Linked DNA regions of Mus musculus: regions 2 and 3 are each linked to region 1. Evidence: chromatin loops called from intact Hi-C (ENCODE). Cell type or tissue: gastrocnemius. All regions are shown on one strand.

Evidence for each region. Peaks named below come from ENCODE experiments on the same cell type or tissue, not always from the same donor. Only the 100,000 strongest peaks of a DNase experiment are listed, where the experiment ranks them.
Region 2: a loop joins it to region 1, with 3 times the contacts of the local background. A loop is called at or near these places in 9 of 42 quality-filtered maps.
Region 3: a loop joins it to region 1, with 12 times the contacts of the local background. A loop is called at or near these places in 5 of 42 quality-filtered maps.

The regions. Positions count from the first base shown.
Region 1 is chr9:43,744,183-43,746,682 of GRCm38, forward strand. It overlaps Nectin1 (nectin cell adhesion molecule 1), which reads left to right. Exons shown (of 6, transcript NM_021424.3): 1 at 1-540. The coding sequence starts at 462. It overlaps Gm46108 (a long non-coding RNA gene), which reads right to left. Exons shown (of 4, transcript XR_003948147.1): 3 at 1,134-2,500. Among named protein-coding and RNA genes, the nearest start is that of Nectin1, 1.5 kb to the left of the region's middle. In gastrocnemius, a CTCF peak has its summit at 1,085; DNase peaks (open chromatin) are centred at 408 and 1,292; H3K4me3 peaks cover 2,199 bases; H3K27ac peaks cover 1,616 bases.
Region 2 is chr9:43,923,777-43,926,276 of GRCm38, forward strand. No RefSeq gene overlaps it. Among named protein-coding and RNA genes, the nearest start is that of Gm23326, 19 kb to the left of the region's middle. In gastrocnemius, a CTCF peak has its summit at 1,216 (motif pointing left); a DNase peak (open chromatin) is centred at 1,209.
Region 3 is chr9:43,826,609-43,829,108 of GRCm38, forward strand. No RefSeq gene overlaps it. Among named protein-coding and RNA genes, the nearest start is that of Gm3898, 2.1 kb to the right of the region's middle. In gastrocnemius, a CTCF peak has its summit at 1,241 (motif pointing left); DNase peaks (open chromatin) are centred at 179, 528 and 1,234.

The sequences.
Region 1 (2,500 bases):
CCCTCCGCACCGCCCGGCCACCCTCGGAGAACAGCCGGCCATGGACGCCTGCAAGTTGGAGCCGAGCGGGAGGGTGTGAGCGCGCCCAGGGCCGGGAGCCTGCGCCGCGCTAGCCCGGTAGCCGGGCGCGCCGGGGGTGGGTCCCTCTCCCCAGCCGGGCTTTGCGTGGAAGAAGAGGGCGGGGACCGGGGCGAGGAGAAGAGCGGAGGAGGCGAAGGGGGCATGACTCGTGCAACTTACTGCGGGCATCTGCCGAGGCTCTGAGCCGGCGGCAGCCGGGGACCGGATTGCGGCCGCGCGGATCCCACCCAGCCCACCCCGCCCCGACCGACGGCTGCGGCTGACCTGGATCCTCCGAGCGCCCGCCAACCGCCAGCGATCCGCCCTCGTCTTCCAGACTGGTTTCTGGAGCGCGAGGAGCGCCCTCCTGGCAGCCCCTTTCGCCGGACCCCCACCCCCCGATGGCTCGGATGGGGCTTGCGGGCGCCGCTGGACGCTGGTGGGGACTCGCTCTCGGCTTGACCGCCTTCTTCCTCCCAGGTAAGGCGATTGCCTCTGCCTCCCTCCATAGCCCCCCACCCAACCAGAACCTCCCCGGGACTTGGAGCTGGATGATGGGCAAGGCTACGGGTTGTAGGGAGCGAACGGAGCCAGAAAAGTTGGGTCACGCTTGGATAAGGGGGGGCAGGAGGTGGCACCGTGGAGAAAGGGGTTGAGAAGCCCAACAGCCTGCCCTGCAGGGTAGCAATCGGATGCACGTCTCTATGTAGCAAGAAAGCACTTTCTCCGCTCAGTTCTTCACAAAAATAATAATATGTAATAGGGTTCTATTTATTTAATAACCAGTTCTCAGCTCGAGAAGCAGTTTGGAAACACTGCGTGTTACATAAATGCAAAATAATCACCGTAATCACGGGCTTGGGGTATGAGACAACAGCCCCAGGGGGAGGGCGTCAGTCTCCTAGCTGGTGGGCTGTGGGCTAGGAGAGTGGCGGGGGTTGGGGGCGACTTCATTTCTTTTGGCGGCCTCTTGTCAGATGGTTTCGGGCTCATGGGGGCCCCCTCCTGCCCCACATCGCCCCACAGCGGGCGATCGGAACCTGCTCCTGCGGCACAGGCAGCTTCTTACTCACCTGCGGTTCCTTTTCTGGAGGGTGAGGTCGGGCCGCCTAGGGATCGCAAACTCCGGGCCTTGCGCGGGGCTGGGCTCCGTCTCGGAACTCCACTTCTAAAGCGGAGGGCTCTCCCAGGAGGAAGCTCCACGGGCTTCATGCCAGCCAGGTGGCCGCATGACCCACTTTCCCGGGAGGCCCCGAGGGTGTCCCGCGTGTCTTTCCTCGAGGTGTGAGCTGCCGGCAGAAGAGGGGTTAACTCCGCGCCCGACCCTGGGGTGGCCCATATTGGCCTATTCTGACGGATGGGGTGGGGGCGGGCGGAGGCTAGGACGGCCCAGGCATATTGTGCTGGGGAATGAACTGGAAAATGCGTTTAGGAGGCAAATCCTACCGAGTCCCCTCGCCTGGGTTTAACCCCTTGGGTCCCTGGGGAAGCAACTAGGCTGCCAGCAGGACACTAATTCGGGTCAAAGTGGGGAGAGTATCTCGCTAGCCAACTCCCCCGTCCCCCGTAAAGAAACCTGAGACAAGCTCTTGAGATAAGATGGGGTCTTGGAAGGCTTGTTTCGTGGTCGTCAACTCGGGGTGGCAAAATAGGGGGCTGGAATGCAGACAGAGACTTCTGGATTATTAAGAATATTGGATTCCCGGCCACTGTGATTCTGCAGGCTTGCCAGGCAGTTTGGTAAGGAGAGGTAGGCCTGCCTGTCCAGGTGTAGCTTGGACTCTCTCCTGGATGGCAAGAGCCTGGCCTCCTCTGCTTCCCTTACTGCCTCCTCCTCCTCCTGCTGCCGGCCTTCTCCGTGCTGGGGCGCTGCACCTCTCCAGCAGTGGTGGATGTCAGGAAAGCAGTTTGGGAAAGCCAGTACCTAGGCCAGTGTGGAGTGCTCCCCTCTTGGGTGTCCCAGGAAGGGACATTCCACATCCCTTTCCACTTCACAGGGGCATGCTGAACCCGTGGGGGCATGCTGAACCCGCCGCCACTGTGGTCTGGGTGAGAGTGACAGCCAGTCGGCTACTTTCTTGCTGATAGTGTTAAGTGCGGTGCACACAGAAACTCAGCCTCTGAATTTACATGGTCAGCATAGGCTGAACTTCAGAACGCCTTTTAATTCCCTAACTCTTCCTGGAACCCAGAGTAAGCCACTTGCCAAGAGCCCCTAAGGATTCCTAGCACACTAGGGGTTAACCTAATCCGGGGATGGACAAAGGGCCAGAGGGTTTGCGGAGGGATAAGCTCAGCACATTGTATCTGGTGCTTGGTTCCCCAGTTTTGGGTTGGAGCAGGTTAATTCCATTGGCGGGAGGTGGGGGTTGGGGTGGAAGGGGGGGTTGGGGTGGAGGGGGGGCGGGTTAGAGACCCATTGTACTCCACCCACACAAGA
Region 2 (2,500 bases), 180 kb after region 1:
TTTCCCAGAGGAGGAACAGGCCCAGGAAGGTAAGAGGCGAGGAGGGGGTGCATGCTGCCCCAAATCTGTTTCTGGGAACCCCATCTTGTTCAAGGTCCCCACTTTGGGTGTGCTCCCAGTTCTTTCTCCACAGGCTTTGTCAACATCATTAACTTGCCCTTATCTATCCAAGCCACCACTTCTAGCCTCCATCCCAGCCTTGCTGATTCACTTCTGTCCACCAGGCCCCCAGGGCATCTCCAAAGGTTAGTAGACCTTGGCCACTATCACACTAAAAGAACCAATGGAGAGAAGAGGGAGACGATGAGGTGGTATGTGACCCACTTGGGACCTAGTTGGGGCGAGCTAGCTCCGTGGCAATGTTGGTGCTGGCAGACAAGGGCTCTGTGGGAAAGGGAGGGTTTGTGGGGAAAGCAGGAGTGACAACAAGAAATGAAGCCAGAGAATTCGAGAAGAAGTAGTTCTGTTCAGAATGCCTGTCTCTGACATCCCCACAGCCCAGACCTGAGCTATCCTCAAACCTCAGCAGAAACTCTGCCTTTCCCATGGAATCTTCGATGGCCTCCAACGGAGTTTTCCTTCTCCCTGTGGACTTTCTCCACACAGGCAACAAATTTTTGCCCTGTGTAAACCTGACTAGATCTGGGGCTCCATGAGGAAGAGGCCAGATCTTGCCCACCATCATGAGAGCTTTGTGATGGTTAATCTCCGTTTAAATTTAGATTAGATTTAGAATCACCTCGTTGTGCCCGTGGGGGTGTTTCCAAAAAGACTTAACTAAAGAGGGGTGATCCACCCCGAATGTGGACAACACCAATCCGCTTGGGTTCCAGACAGAATAAAAAGGAGAAAGTCAGAGCTGGAGACATGGCTCAGCATTGCTGCCCTTGCAGAAGACCCGGGCGATTGTGGGAGGACGGCGAATGAAGCAGGGTTGATGATAGGGTGGAAGAGGATCAATGGCTCCCATCAGAGGTCACAGAGGGGCTCGGGAAACACTTGTCAACAGAGATCTCCAGAAAGCACGGGAGACACCAGCTGACAGAGGTCTCCAGAGAACAGGTCACTACCACGCGAAGTTCAGCTTGCAATTGGGGACCAAATAGAAAAGAAGTATTCTCAGAATACTGAGAAATGGAGAAAAAGAATGTAGTCACCCAGGGAAGGGTCGGGGTGGTGGTGGGCATCACTGGCCGTGAGAACTATTGGAGCGCCCCCGTGTGGTTGTGCTAGCAGCAGCAGGGACAGAATAATTTATTTAACGAGTTTTTTTTTTTTTTTCCATTTCAGATATCTGTTTTCGTTTTTATAAATCGTGTTTTTCTTAATATTCCACTTATCTCCTCATGCTCGTGCTACCGTCTGCATTTTGAGCATGTGGAGTGTATTTACAATCACGGCTTCAGTATCGGGCGCCTGCCAACGCTGTCCAGCGTCTCTCTTTTGTTCTTTTTCTGTTGGCAGATTTTTCTTGTGGCAATGAGTAATACTTTTCTGCTTCTTTACATAGCTATTAACTTTCATTAGATGACATATGTTGAAATTTTTATTTTGTCAAGCTCTAGATTGTGCTATATTCCTTTAAAGAGTGATGCCTTTTTTTATTTGCATTTTTTTTATATAGTACAGTTTATTTAAAAAAAAAACAGTGCTGGACTTCTGGCTCAAGGTTATCTGGAACAGCTTTAATTTATCGATGTTGTTGTTGTTGTTGTTGTTGTTGTTGGATAAGTGTTGGCTAGATAGCCCAGGCTGGCCTCTAACACATGACTTCCTCCTCTGCCAGCAGAGAGCTGGATTACAGGACTGTACCACCATGCCTTTGTTGGTATTTCTTTCTTTTTGTTTGTTTATTTGTTTGTTTGGTTGGTTGGTTGGTTGGTTGGTTGGTTTGGTTCGGTTTTTTGAGACAGGGTTTCTCTGTATAGCCTTGGCTGTCCTGGAACTCACTCTGTAGACCAGGCTGGCCTCAAACTCAGAAATCCGCCTGCCTCTGCCTCCCAAGTGCTGGAATTAAAGGTGTGCGCCATCACTGCCTGACTTCGTATTTCTTTTTAAGATTTACCTTTTCAGGGTGAGGAGATAATTATGCAAGTGTGGCTGGCTTGGAACTCGTTCTGTAGAACAGGCTACAGAAATGAATTCACAGAAATCCTCCTGCCTCTGCCTCTCTCTCTCTCTCTCTCTCTCTCTCTCTCTCTCTCTCTCTCTCTCTCTCTCTCTCTCTCTCTCTCTCTCCCCCTGCCTCTGCCCCTGCCCCTGCCCCTGCCCCTGCCCCTGCCCCTGCCCCTGCCCCTGCCTCTGCCTCTGCCTCTGCCTCTGCCTCTGCCTCTGCCTCCTGAGTGCCAGGATTAAGGCAGTGCACTGCCCAGCTGGCTTAAGACTTGCTTGTAAGCTCTTTTATTATCTCCTCAAATATGTAGCTATCTATATTCAGCAAGGTGCTGTTGTTCTAATTTTATGAATATCAATGTTTTGCCTACATGTAAGTCCATGCATG
Region 3 (2,500 bases), 82 kb after region 1:
GTTTTCCCAGTTCTCTCTAGCTCTTAGTGGTTCTTCTCCCAGCCGTGTCCGGCTGCCTGCAGGTGACAGAGCCTGCTCTAAGCCCTGTGGAGCTGAGACTGGGGAACACATTTGTCACGGTGTAACCAGAGAGTGTCTAGGGGCTTGATGCCAGTGCTCCAGCTGGGGCCAGCGCCAGGCCCCCTCCTCACAGCTGTCAAGAGGAGGCTCAGAGACAAAGCAACCAGGGGCCCTCCCTAGGGGTGAAGGGGGGAACGGACAGGGGCTAGGTGGGGCCCTGTCTGCAAAGGGACAAGAAAGCCACATCAGGTCCAGGCTACATGTGGAAACCAGGATCCCTAAGAAAGCCCTGTAGCCTATGTCAGGGAGAGCCACACGCCAGTCTGCACCTGACCACCTGGAGAACTTTGAACAAATTACTTCACCTCTCTAATCTGGACTTTGCTCATCAAGAATAACATTATCTAATTCTGTAAGCTTAGAGATCAAACAAACCAGAAACCAGCCAAGACACTGGGCAGAATGCCTGGCAAGCCACAGACATAAGCCAGCTTCTTCTCTTGGCCTTCTTTCCTGATCTCCTTTCTCCCTTCTACTTGTACCTAGTCCACAAAGTGGGGAGGTGGGGGGAGTCCTCCAGGTCAGTGGGATGGGGCCAGGGGACAATGAAGCTAGCTACACTTTGAAAGGGTAAACCTAGAAGAAACAAAGTCAGAGGCCTTCACCCTGGCCCTGCACATGTGTGAACCCTTGCTCAGAGCCTGACGCCCTCTTTGAGCCTTGTTTCTCCTAAACCCCCAACCCTTGATGCATATACAAACCCTTCCTGGATATTTTTGTTTTGCTGTGTATTACATAGTTTGATACCAAGCCCTTTATTGAGACAGTTGCCATCTCCTTTGCTAACGTGGTCCCAGAGAGTGATGGTTTAAGGCTCAGGAAACAGGGCCTTAACCCATAGACAGAGAGTGCAAATGGGGCTGAGACTCTAGTCCTTGGCCCTAATGCTTTCTCTCGCTTATGCTATGTTGGGATAGCCGGTGCCCCACAGCTAAACTGGTAGAAGGGAAACCTGAGCTCTGAGCCAAACAGGGAATGTGTTCATTCCCCTGCCGCTCCACCTCCTCAGCACCTCCTGAATGCCAGCCTTCTTCAGCTGGGCCCAGGGTACCAGATATAGCTGGGTCTTGGCCAGGAAGAATGAAACAAAGGCGGCTCAGGACAAGAGCGCCCCCTGGTGGAAGGTGAGATTCTAGTGCTTGGGCCCACCCTCTCCCAGAACTGCCCCTGGGGACTGGCCAGCCAAGACCCACTAAAACTAACAGAGCCTGAGCAAGAAAACCATGTCAAACTAGTCACCCAGTCACTCACAGTCCATAGATAAGAGTGAGAAAGGGTGCCAGGAGGATAGCCACTGGGGTGGAAGAGATAGGAGGGCAGCAGATGCCAAGGTGACCTGGCAGAGAGAGGGGTGTGTTGGATTGGTCCCAGCAGAAAATAGCTTCCACAACACCTGAGCAAGTCACCCATGGGGTCTATAGTAAGGGCTAGCCTGAGCTACATGAGACTGTGTCTCAGAAAGGAAAAAAGGCAGGATGGAAGGAAGGAAGGAAATTATATCACTCAGGGTGGAAGGCGACAGGCGAACAGCTTCAAGGGGACAAGACTGGCTAGGCTGTGATGACAGCAGTATCCTATGATGACATGATAGTGGCTCTGGAGGGGGACAAGACTGGTGGATAGATGCTCCTACCTGTGTGCATCTGCTAACTCCAAGGAGGAAAGAGTGTAGAGAGGTGGGAGAAGGGAGGGAAGAACAGGAAGGCTGAGGATACCAAAGAGAAGACCTCATGCAAAGTTCCAGGCCTTAGAGGAACAGAGACCAACAAGGTTTGCTTATCTGGTTGTAGTAGCCCAATCCAAGATGTCTGTGAACAAAGGGTATCATGCTGCAGCAGAGGGTCTGCGGAGGAGCCCGAGGCATGGGAACCCCTGCGGATAGATGTACACACCATGTACACACACATGCAACCCAGCCCCAAGAGCCTCCCTTCAGCAGACACGGCCCTCCCGATGGAGCCATAGGCCAGTGGCTGTGTATGGATGGAGGGATGCTGAAGCTACATGGGGCTGGGTGGAGCTGTTGTGGAGAGACTGTCCTCTGAATACCAGAAGCTAAAACCCCAAAGAGGGGCCACAGATTCTACGACAGCCAAGCTGTGCCAGGGTACCTGCCAGGCAGCCTCGCTCCTCCTCTCCTTCACAGGATTGGGACTGGGGGCGGGGCAGAATGCTCGTCAAATCCACTTTAGGAAAATTGGCTACATGATGTTTATTGCAAACTGCAATTTAGCATCTCTATTCAGGTCCTCTCCATGTTTAATTACATATAATACGGTGGAGGGAAGGAAGCAGAGAAAGAACTCCGTATGACTCCTTCCTCGGTCTCTCCCTTCCAGAGTGTTAAGGAGAGCAGAGGTGAGACATGGAGCCCAGCAGA